Regions from separate parts of the Homo sapiens genome. Here region 2 is linked to region 1. A link is an interaction called in ENCODE POLR2A ChIA-PET data of the cell type or tissue named here. Cell type or tissue: GM12878. All regions are shown on one strand.

Region 1 (5,000 bases):
ATTTGTTTCTAAAGTGAATGTTTATACCTTTAGTTCTGACCTTCAGGCAGCTAGAAAGCTATTGTACACTGAAAAATAGTGCAGCTAGATGGCACCTCTAGGTTGTGACAGTCCTAAAAACAGAGCGAGTCTTCTGGTTTGACTTTGAATGTTGGTGGAATACATGAACTGTGGAAGACTGGAGAAATATCTTCAATAAAGTTTACTGCCACATATAAATTACATGAACTCAGAACCAGTCATACTAGTTTTCAGAATTTGTTTATGGCTTATAAACCAGAAAAGAAAGAATTTAAAGATTAAAATTTTTATAATAAACAGTGAAGGATTATCACCTGAAAACAGACTAGGAAATGCTGTTCTAAAGGAAATAAGCTAGTAGTACAAAGGATAATAGGGTATATCACAGAAAAATATTTTTAGACTCTTCTGAGCTTTATTTTTCTCATCTATAAAAAAATCAAGATTGAACTAGATAGGTAGGTTTCAAACTTAAGGCACTGAATGGGTGTGGTGGCTCATGCCTGTAATCCCAGCACTTTGGGAGGCCAAAGTGGGCAATCACTTGAGCTCAGGAGTTCAAGACCAGCTTGGGAAACATGGTGAAACCCCGTCTTTACAAAAAATATAAAAATTAACTGGGTGTGGTGGGGCACACATGTAGTCCCAGCTACCAGGGAGGCTGAGGTAGGAGGATCTGTTGAGCCTGGCAGGCCAAGGCTGCAGTGAGCTGGATTGTACCACTGCACTCGAGCCTGGGCAACAGAGTGGGACCCTGTCTCAAAAAAAAACAAAAAAAAAACTTTAAGTCTCCAACTTTTATTTCAAATGAAAGTGTTCAGAGATATCTGAGGATGCTATTAACATGAATAATTGTGTCTCTTCAGAAAGAACTGTGTGACTAAAGAAATAGGCACTGGAGAGGCCACTGAGGGACTTTCTAGAACTTTCATATTTAAAGATGTTTAAAGGGAAGAATGGATGGTTTTTAATAACTGCAATTAACAGTTTAACCATGTTCTTATAGGCTGGACTAAACAGTGGTATCTTGAGATCTTTTTAAGTTTTGAGCAATCAGAGAGAAATGAGTTTTAGAGCAATATAAATTGAGGTTTATAATCGAGCTACAATGAAAAGTCTCTTGATTTCTAGCTCAGAATGGTTGAGTAAATATATACATACCTGTTGATTCCTTCTTTCTCCCAAAACTCATTGAAATGACAAAAGACATAAAAATTTCAAAGCCTGGCATGGTGGCACATGCCTGTAGCCCCAGCTACCCCAGGTGGCTAAGGTGGGAGGATCGATTAAGCCAAGGAGTTCGAGCCTGCAGTGAGGTATGATTGCGCCCGCTGCACTCCAGCCTGGATGACAGAGTGACACCCTGTTTCTTTTTTTTTTTTTTTTTTTTTTTTTAAGCAGAGTCTGGCTCTGTCGCCCAGGCTGGAGTGCAGTGGCACGATCTCGGCTCACTGCAAGCTCTGCCTCCCTGGTTCATGCCATTCTCCTGCCTCAGCCTCCCGAGTAGCTGGGACTACAGGCGCCCGCCACCACACCCGGCTAATTTTTTGTATTTTTAGTAGAGACGGGGTTTCACCATGTTAGCCAGGATGGTCTCGATCTCCTGACCTCGTGATCCACCCGCCTCGGCCTCCCAAAGTGCTAGGATTACAGGCGTGAGCCACCGCGCCCGGCCGACACCCTGTTTCTTAAAAGTAAAGTAATTAATTAAATTCATTAAAAATAAAAACAAATTCATAGCAGAGCTGGAAATTGAGGTGGGAAACTGTTAGACAAAAACATTAAGAAATTTCTGATAAGATTTAAAATAGATGAAAACATATTGGTAATCAAATACAGCAGAGTTGAGGAATGCCCAGTATCATACAGGTTAAAAAGAGAATTTAAAAAATAAATGCGTTTTCCTAGAACAGTATAAATTTTCAGTTATAAAGGGATTTTGATAACTTGAGTAATTCATTTTCCCTGCCCCAGATTTTCTTAATGATCCAGACCACCTGACTTTAGATTAAATTAAGCTTGCTGAGATCCTTTTGTGGATCATAAGCCTGATGATTGGGTTTTCACACTGTGTGAGACAGGCCTCTCTCAAACCTTGTTGCATTGTGCACACATTACCTGTCTGACATGGGGGAAGAAATTCAGCTTGATGAGATACCAAAATGTGAGGTGTATTCTCTTGACAGAGAGAAACTTATGCTAAAAACATTTCTGCATTTTTGGTGACTTATTTAAATATGGAACTGTTATCCACCCTTTTACAGCTGGCTTTAGAGTAGAAGGTCTCAAGTAGCATGCGTTATTTCCTATGGGAGTAGCCTTGGAAGGAACTAAAGGGAAAAAAGTCTACTTTTCTTTGGGTAGAGGCTCAGATCATCCATTAGTCTACTCTCTTATCACTTCTTCCTTTTCAAAATAAACTTGTTTGAGCACCTGAAATGTGGTAAAGAAAAATAAATAAATAAACTTGTAATACTTAAGAGTCAACAATAACATTTTAAATAGTCAAAACATCTAACTTGGGGCACCAATGAAGAAATTATAACTGCTAAAAATGTGAGTAGTGGCCAGGCACGGTGGCTTACGCCTGTATTCCCAGCACTTTGGAAGGCAGAGGTGGGCAGATCACGAGGTCAGGAGTTCGAGACCAGCCTGGCCAATATGGTGAAACCACATCTCTAGTAAAAATACAAAAATTAGCCAGGTGTGGTGGCGGGTGCCTGTAATCCCAGCTACCTGGGAGGCTGAGGCGGGAGAATCGCCTGAACCTGGGAGGTGGAGATTGCAGAGAGTCAAGATTCCAGCCTGGGTAACAGAGAGAGACTCCATCTCAAAAAAAAAAAAGAAAATGTGAGTGTGGGAGCTACCTGCTGCCTGGATGTCAGTTTGACAGCACTGGTAGTGGTAGTAATGGAGTGAGTGCTGCATTGAGTGCTTCCTGTGTACCTAAGCATTATGATGAGGGCTTTATAGACACTTTTCATTCTCAAAACAAGCTGAAGAGAGGTTACCACATTTTACAGAGTATAAGACTGAAACTGTATAATTAGTTCAAGATCACGTAGTAAGATACAGAGCTGGAATTTGAATATAGTCTGTTAATTCCAAAACTGGTATTCTTAAGTGTTGATAAAGAATTTCTTCATGAGAAAGAATTTCTTCATGAGCACCGCAGATATTGGTCCTGGAAGAAATTTTGGCCTCAAAGGCAGCTCTCTCCCACCTGGATACTTTTTGTCCCTACAGATAGTAAACTGTAACATTAAAATTAAATCTGTAATTGGTTATACAGTAATAATGTCACGGGCACAGTACTTAATGTAACATGCCTTTTTGAGAAATGTCTTTGACTTAGAGCAATAGGAATCTATTTTAATTAATAATTAAACCTACCATCCCAAGAATTCTAATAACCAATCTGTCTACACAATGTGGAAATAAAAGTTTTACCAACTTCAGCAGTATTCAATTTATATATTTCTCAAAATATATTTTCATCGTTACTAAGAAAGCAGCATATACCATAAAAATACTATAATGGCATATAGATTTTAAAGTGATTTATTGTATTTTATAATACTCACTTTTCTCTTTTAGTCTGATGACAGTAAAACTTCTGTGAGGGATCGCTTTAATGCAAGACAATTCATGTCTTGGTTACAAGATGTGGATGATAAATTTGACAAATTAAAGGTATGTATGTTTGGAAGTCAGTTTAAATGAATGCTTCCCCCTTCTTAAAAAAAAAAAAAACTCTACAGCTGTATTAGGGAGAAATAATTAGGAGGGGAAATACTGGTTAGTCATGAATCCTCACACTGGGCCACAATTGGAAAGATAAAGACCACAAGTCCATTTTAAGGACTAGTTGTAGTATGAAAGAGGAAACTGCCACAGAAAATGCAGTTTCTAGTGTGGGTCTTCATGCTTACTATCCAATGTACCTGTCTGGTTATAGCTTGAACATAACGAAAGAATAGGAGAATGGTAAGAAAAGGAATATAGTTTTCAAATCTATAAATTATTTGATTTGAGATTTTGAATCATTTCAGAAGTCTTTCCCCCCTAGATTTTCATGTTTCTTTTGATAATTTGAAATCTCATAATTTGAAATAATATTTTCAAATTAAAATCTATAACAGCAGTCCCAACCTTTTTGGCACCAGGGACCAGTTTCGTGGAAGACAATTTTTCCATGGGTTGGGGTGGGAGGATGGTTTGGGGATGAAACTTTCACCTCAGATCATCAGACATTAGATTCTCATAAGGAGCATGCAACCTAGAACCCTCGCATGTGCAGTTCACAATAGGGTTTGAGCTGCTATGAGAATCTAATGCCGTTGCTGATCTAACAGGAGGCTGAGCTCAGGTGGTAATGCTTGCTTGCCGCCACTCACCTCCTGCGGTGTGGCCCAGTTCTGAACAGGCCATGGATCGGTACCAGTCCGTGACCCGGGGGTTGGGGACCCGTGCTGTATAAGGTGAAAATGAAGTTGCAGACCCACAAATAGTTGGTATGTGTGTACAAACAGGATAAAACAGAAATGGACTTGTAGGCCGGGTGTGGCAGTTCACACGTGTAATCCCAGAACTTTGGAAGGCCTACGTGAGCAGATCACCTGAGGTCAGGAGTTCAAAACCAGCCCGGCCGACATGGTGAAACCCCATCTCTAAGAAAAATACAAAAATTAGCTGGGCGTGGTGGCACATGCCTGTAGTCTCAGCTACTTGGGAGGCTGAAGCAGGAGACTCGCTTGAACCCAGGAGGCGGAGGTTGCAGTGAGCCCAGAGCTCGCCACTGCACTCCAGCCTGGGAGACAGAGCAAGACTCTGTCTCAAAAAAAAAAGAAAGAAATGGACTTGTAATTCAAATGCTTTTTATGCTCCTGATGTGTCCATTTTAGTTCCTAAAGAAACTGGATGAGATTAATTTTTAAACAAAGCAAAGTTAACAGAATAATCAAGTAACTCTTCTCTTC
Region 2 (5,000 bases), 100 kb before region 1:
TTGGTGAACCGCAAATGCTGCTGCCTGATTGTTCCTCTGGAAGTTTGGTCTCAGAGGAGTACCCGGCCGTGTGAGGTGTCAGTCCGCCCCTACTGGGGGTGCCTCCCAGTTAGGCTACTCGGGGGTCAAGGACCCACTTGAGGAGGCAGTCTGCCCGTTGTCAGATCTCAAGCTGTGTGCTGGGAGAACCACTACTGTCTTCAAAGCTCAGTTGGAAATGCAGAAATCACCCGTCTTCTGCGTCGCTGATGCTGGGAGCTGTAGACTGGAGCTGTTCCTATTCGGCCATCTTGGCTCCTCCAAGCATGAAATGGATTTCTTGAAGACAGCGTACTGATGGGTCTTGACTCTATACATTTTGCCATTCTGTGTCTTTTAATTGGGGCATTTAGCTCATTTACATTTAAGGTGAATATTGTTATGTGTGAATTTGATCCTGTCATCATGATGCTAGCTGGTTATTTGTTAGACTTGTTTATGTGGTTGCTTTATAGTGTCACTCGTCTGTGTACTTCAGTGTGTTTTGTAGTGGCTGGCAGCGGAAAGGAAAGTTTTTCCTTTCCATATTTAGTGCTTCTTTTGGGAGCTCTTTCAAGACAATGATGAATACCCTCAGCATTTGCTTGTTTGAAAAGAATCTTATTTCTCCTTTGCTTATTAAGCTTAGTTTGGCTGGATATGAAATTCTGGGTTGGAAATTCTTTAAGAATGTTGAGGCCAGGTGCGGTGGCTCACGTCTGTAATCCCATCACTTTTGGAGGCTGAGGTGGGTAGATACCTGAAGTCAGGAGTTCGAGACCAGCCTAGCCAACATGGCAAAACCCCATCTCTACTAAAAATACAAAAATCGGCTGGGTGTGGTGGCATACACCTGTAATCCTGGCTACTTGGGAGGCTGAGGCAGGAGAATCACTTGAACCCGGGAGGTGGAGGTTGCAATGAGCTGGGATCGCACCATTGTACTCTATCCTGGGCAGGAAGAGTGAAATGAAGCTCCACCTCAAAAAAAAAAAAAAACGAATGTTGAATATTGGTCCCCAATCTTTTTTGGCTAGTAGGGTTTCCACTGAGAGGTCTGCTGTTAGTCTGATGTGTTTCCCTTTGTAGGTGGCCTGGCCTTTCTCTCTGGCTGCCCTTAACATTTTTTCTTTCATTTTGATCTTGGAGAATCTGATGATTATGTTTCTTGGGATTGATCATCTTACTGGGGTTCTCTGGATTTCCTGAATTTGAATGTTGGCCCTTCTTGCTAGGTTGGAGAAGTTCTCCTGGATGATATCCTGAAGTATGTTTTCTAATTTGATTCCATTCTTCTCCTGTCTTTCAGGCACCCCAATCAGTCATAGGTTTGGTCTTTTTACATAGTCCCATATTTCTCGAGGTTTTGATCATTCCTTTTCATTCTTTTTTCTCTATTCTTGTTTGCCTATCTTATTTCAGAAAGACAGTTTTCAAGCCCTGAGATTCTTTTCTCTGCTTGGTCTATTCTGCTATTGATACTTGTGGTTGCATTGTGAATTTCTCATCTTGTGTTTCTCAGCTCCATCAGGTCAGTTATGCTCCTCTCTAAACTGGCTATACTGCTTAGAAGCTCCTCCATTTTATCATGATTCTTAGCTTCTTTGCATTGGGTTGCAACATGCTCCTTTAGCTCAGCCAAGTTCATTATCACCCACCTTCTGAAGCCTACTTCTATCAGTTCAGCCATCTCAGCCTCAGCCCAGTTCTGTCCCCTTGCTGAAGAGGTGTTGTGGTAATTTAGAGAAGAGGCACTCTGGCTTTTTGAGTTTTCAGCGTTTTTTGCATTATTTCTCATCTTTGTGGGCTTATCTACCTTTGATTTTTGAGGTTGCTGATCTTTTTTTTTTGTTTTTTGTTTTTTTGTTTTTGTTTTTTGAGACAGAGTCTCGCCCTGTTGCCCAGGCTAGAGTACAGTGGCACAATCCCAGCTTACTGCAACCTCAACCTCGTGATCTGCCCATTTCAGTCTCCTAAAGTGCTGGGATTATAGGCGTGAGCCACTCTGCCCAGCTGAGGTTGCTGATTTTTTTTTTTTTTTTTTTTGAGACTGAGTTTAGCTCTATCACCCAGGCTGGAGTGCAGTGGCACAATCTTGGCTCACTGCAACCTCCGCCTCCCGGGTTCAAGCCATTCTCATGCCTCAGCCTCCAGAGTAGCTGGGATTACAGGCGCCTGCCACCATGCCTGGCTAATTTTTGTATTTTTAGTAGAGATGGGGCTTCACAATGTTGGCCAGGCTGGTCTCAAACTTCTGATCTCAGGTGATCCGCCCTCCTCGGCCTCCCAAAGTCTGAGATTACAGGCATGAGCCACCACGCCTGGCCAGTTGCTGACCTTTAAATGGGGTTTTTGTGGTGTCTTTTTTGTTGATACTCTTGTTGTTGTTTTCTGTTTTTCTTTTAACAGTCAGTGCACTTTTCCATAGGGCTGCTGTAGTTTGCTGGGGGATTGCTGCAGACCCTAGTTGTCTTGGTCTTTCCTTTACCTGTAGGTATATCACCAGTGAAGGCTGTGAAACAGCTAAGATGGCAGTCTGCTCCTTCCCTTGGGAGCTCCATCCCGGTGGGGTGGTGGGGGGGGGGTAGGGGGGGCAGTACTGACCTGTTGCCAGCCTGGATGCTGCTGTAGAAGGTGTCTGGAGATCCCCGTTAGGAGGTCTCACCCAATCAGGAGGGACAGGATCAGGGACCTGCTTAAAGATGCAGTCTGGTTGCTTTTTGGTAGATCAGGTGTGCTGAATTGGGGGTAACCGTTCCTTGCCCAGACTGCCTGGACTCTCCAGAGCCAGCCCGCTTAGAAAGGCTGAGTCATTCGTGTACCCTAAAACTTAAAGTATAAAAAAATAATAAGAAGAAGAAAGGCTTAGTCAACTGAACCGCAGAGACATTGGGCACTCCTCCCCCTAGGGGCTTGTCCCAGGGAGAGATCAGAGTACTGTTCATATAACCTTGGCTGGAGTTGCTGAAATTCCCTCAGGGAGGCCCCACCCAGTGAGGAGGGATGGATTGGGGTCCCACTTAAAAGAGCAGTCTGGCCACGATCTGGCACAGCAGCTGTGCTGCCCTGTGAGGGACTCCTCCTCATCAGGACCACCTGGATTCTTGGGAGCAGGCTAGAACAGCTGGGTCAACTGAACTGCAGAAATGGCAGCCGCCCCTCCCCCTGAAAACTCATCCATTTTAGGCAGTCTCTAGCCTGTTGCACTGGCTGGCTAGAATTCAAAGCCAGTGGGTTGAGGTGCCATGGAAGTGAGGCCCGCAGAATGACACTGCTTGGTTCCCAGGATTCAGCCCTCTTCCTAGGGGAGGATACGGATGGATTTCTCACCTTGTTGGGATTCCCAAGGGTGGAGTCTGTAAAACTCCTGGGTTTACGTGTGAGCCTGAGCAACTGCTCTGCCAAGACTCCGCACAGCTCTGTATGTTGGACCTAAGTAAGGCCCTGGTGGCCTGGGTTCATGAGGGGATCTCCTGATCCATGGTTGCAAAGATCCGTAGGAGAAGTGTGGTTTCCTGAGTGGGGTTACACAATCACTCACTGCTTCCCTTGGCTGGGGGTGGGGGTTCCTTTGGCTCCCCAGTGCTCCTGGGTGGGCCATTGCCACACCCTGCTTTTTTTGTTGTCTGTGGGTCATGCCATCCTCCTAATCAGTCCCAGTGTGAGAACCTGGACATTTCATTTGAAGGTGCTGAATTCACTTGCTGTTGTCATTCTTCTCTATGAGAGCCATCTTGTTTCTAATCGGCTATCTTGGCCCCTCCTGCCCCCTTCTTGTCTTACAGGTGGAAACTGAGGAATAATCCCAGTGCTTTGTGAAACTGCTATGAAGAATATTCAAGTCAGACTTAAGTTGGAAGATAGTGACTAGAGCAAACAGACCAAAGCATTTATTTATTTATTTATTTATTTATTTAATTTGTTCATTCCTGAGACAGAGTCTTGCTTTGTTGCCCGGGCTGGAGTGCAGTGGTGTGATCTCGACTCACTGCAACCTCCACCACCCAGATTCAAGCAACTCTCCTGCCTAAGCCTCCAGAGTAGCTGGGAATACAGGCGTGCGTCACCACTCCTGCCTAATTTTTTGTATGACCAAAGCATTTAAAGCATTGATTCTGAGGGCCTGGAACTCACTAAATGCTGCCAGACTCTAAAGTGATCTCAAAATAGACTTTCTGTAGTTGGAATACTTCTGTAGATATTCACTTGTATTATACATGTGCAGTCTCCATGTTTGTAGCATTCAGATATGCAAATTCTATTATTTCTGTTCCCCATAGTCCTCTAGGCCACATTGGCAACTAGAGGTGTTTTTTTCTCTCAGCCCTATCTTCTAAATAGTCTGAGTTGTCTTTCTCTGTTATTGGATTTTCTCCCTGATTCTCCCTCCTTTTGTCAGTGTTCAGTAGTTTTTCGTCCACAGAAATGGTCCCAAGGCTTCTTTCCTTCTTGATCACTTGATCAGTTTTTCAAAGGCTCCTCTTTTTTTTTTTTTTTTTTTTTTTTTTTTGAGACAGTCTCTGTCATGCAGGCTGGAGTGCAGTGGCACTATCTCGGCTCACTGCAAATTCTGCCTTGCTGGTTCAAGCAGTTCTCAAGCCTTAGCCTCTTGAGTAGCTGGGATTATAGGCAGGTGCCACCATGCCCAGCTAATTTTTTGTATTTTAGTAGAGATGGGGTTTCACCATGTTGCCCAGGCTGGTCTTGAACTCCTGAGCTCAGGCAGTCTGCCTGCCTTGGCCTCCCAAAGTGCTAGAATTACAGGTGTGAGCCACCACATTCAGCCAAAACCTCTTTTTGACAAAGTTCAGCCTCATCCTATAGGTGATTTTGTACTCTCTGCTAAGATAAAATTTTCTCCAAATTGTTAGCCTTAGGATAAAGGACAATTTATGAACCAAAAAAAACTCTTTGTTTCCTGAACAGTCAATTTAGTTATTGTACTAAGAAGTCTGTCAGACAAGACTTGTTGTATTGCAGTC

What was found. Peaks named below come from ENCODE experiments on the same cell type or tissue, not always from the same donor. Only the 100,000 strongest peaks of a DNase experiment are listed, where the experiment ranks them.
Region 2: POLR2A ChIA-PET joins it to region 1 with 6 read pairs; 6 of 35 experiments call an interaction of 5 or more read pairs at or near these places.

Annotation. Positions count from the first base shown.
Region 1 is chr18:9,275,931-9,280,930 of GRCh38, forward strand. ANKRD12 (ankyrin repeat domain 12) reads left to right here. Exons shown (of 13, transcript NM_015208.5): 12 at 3,619-3,714. LOC124904369 (small nucleolar RNA U13) reads left to right here and starts at 2,049; the gene lies at 2,049-2,149. In GM12878, no CTCF peak of the experiment used is centred here; no DNase peak of the experiment used is centred here.
Region 2 is chr18:9,171,024-9,176,023 of GRCh38, forward strand. All of the region lies in intron 1 of ANKRD12 (ankyrin repeat domain 12), which reads left to right. Among named protein-coding and RNA genes, the nearest start is that of ANKRD12, 37 kb to the left of the region's middle. In GM12878, no CTCF peak of the experiment used is centred here; a DNase peak (open chromatin) is centred at 2,866; H3K27ac peaks cover 762 bases.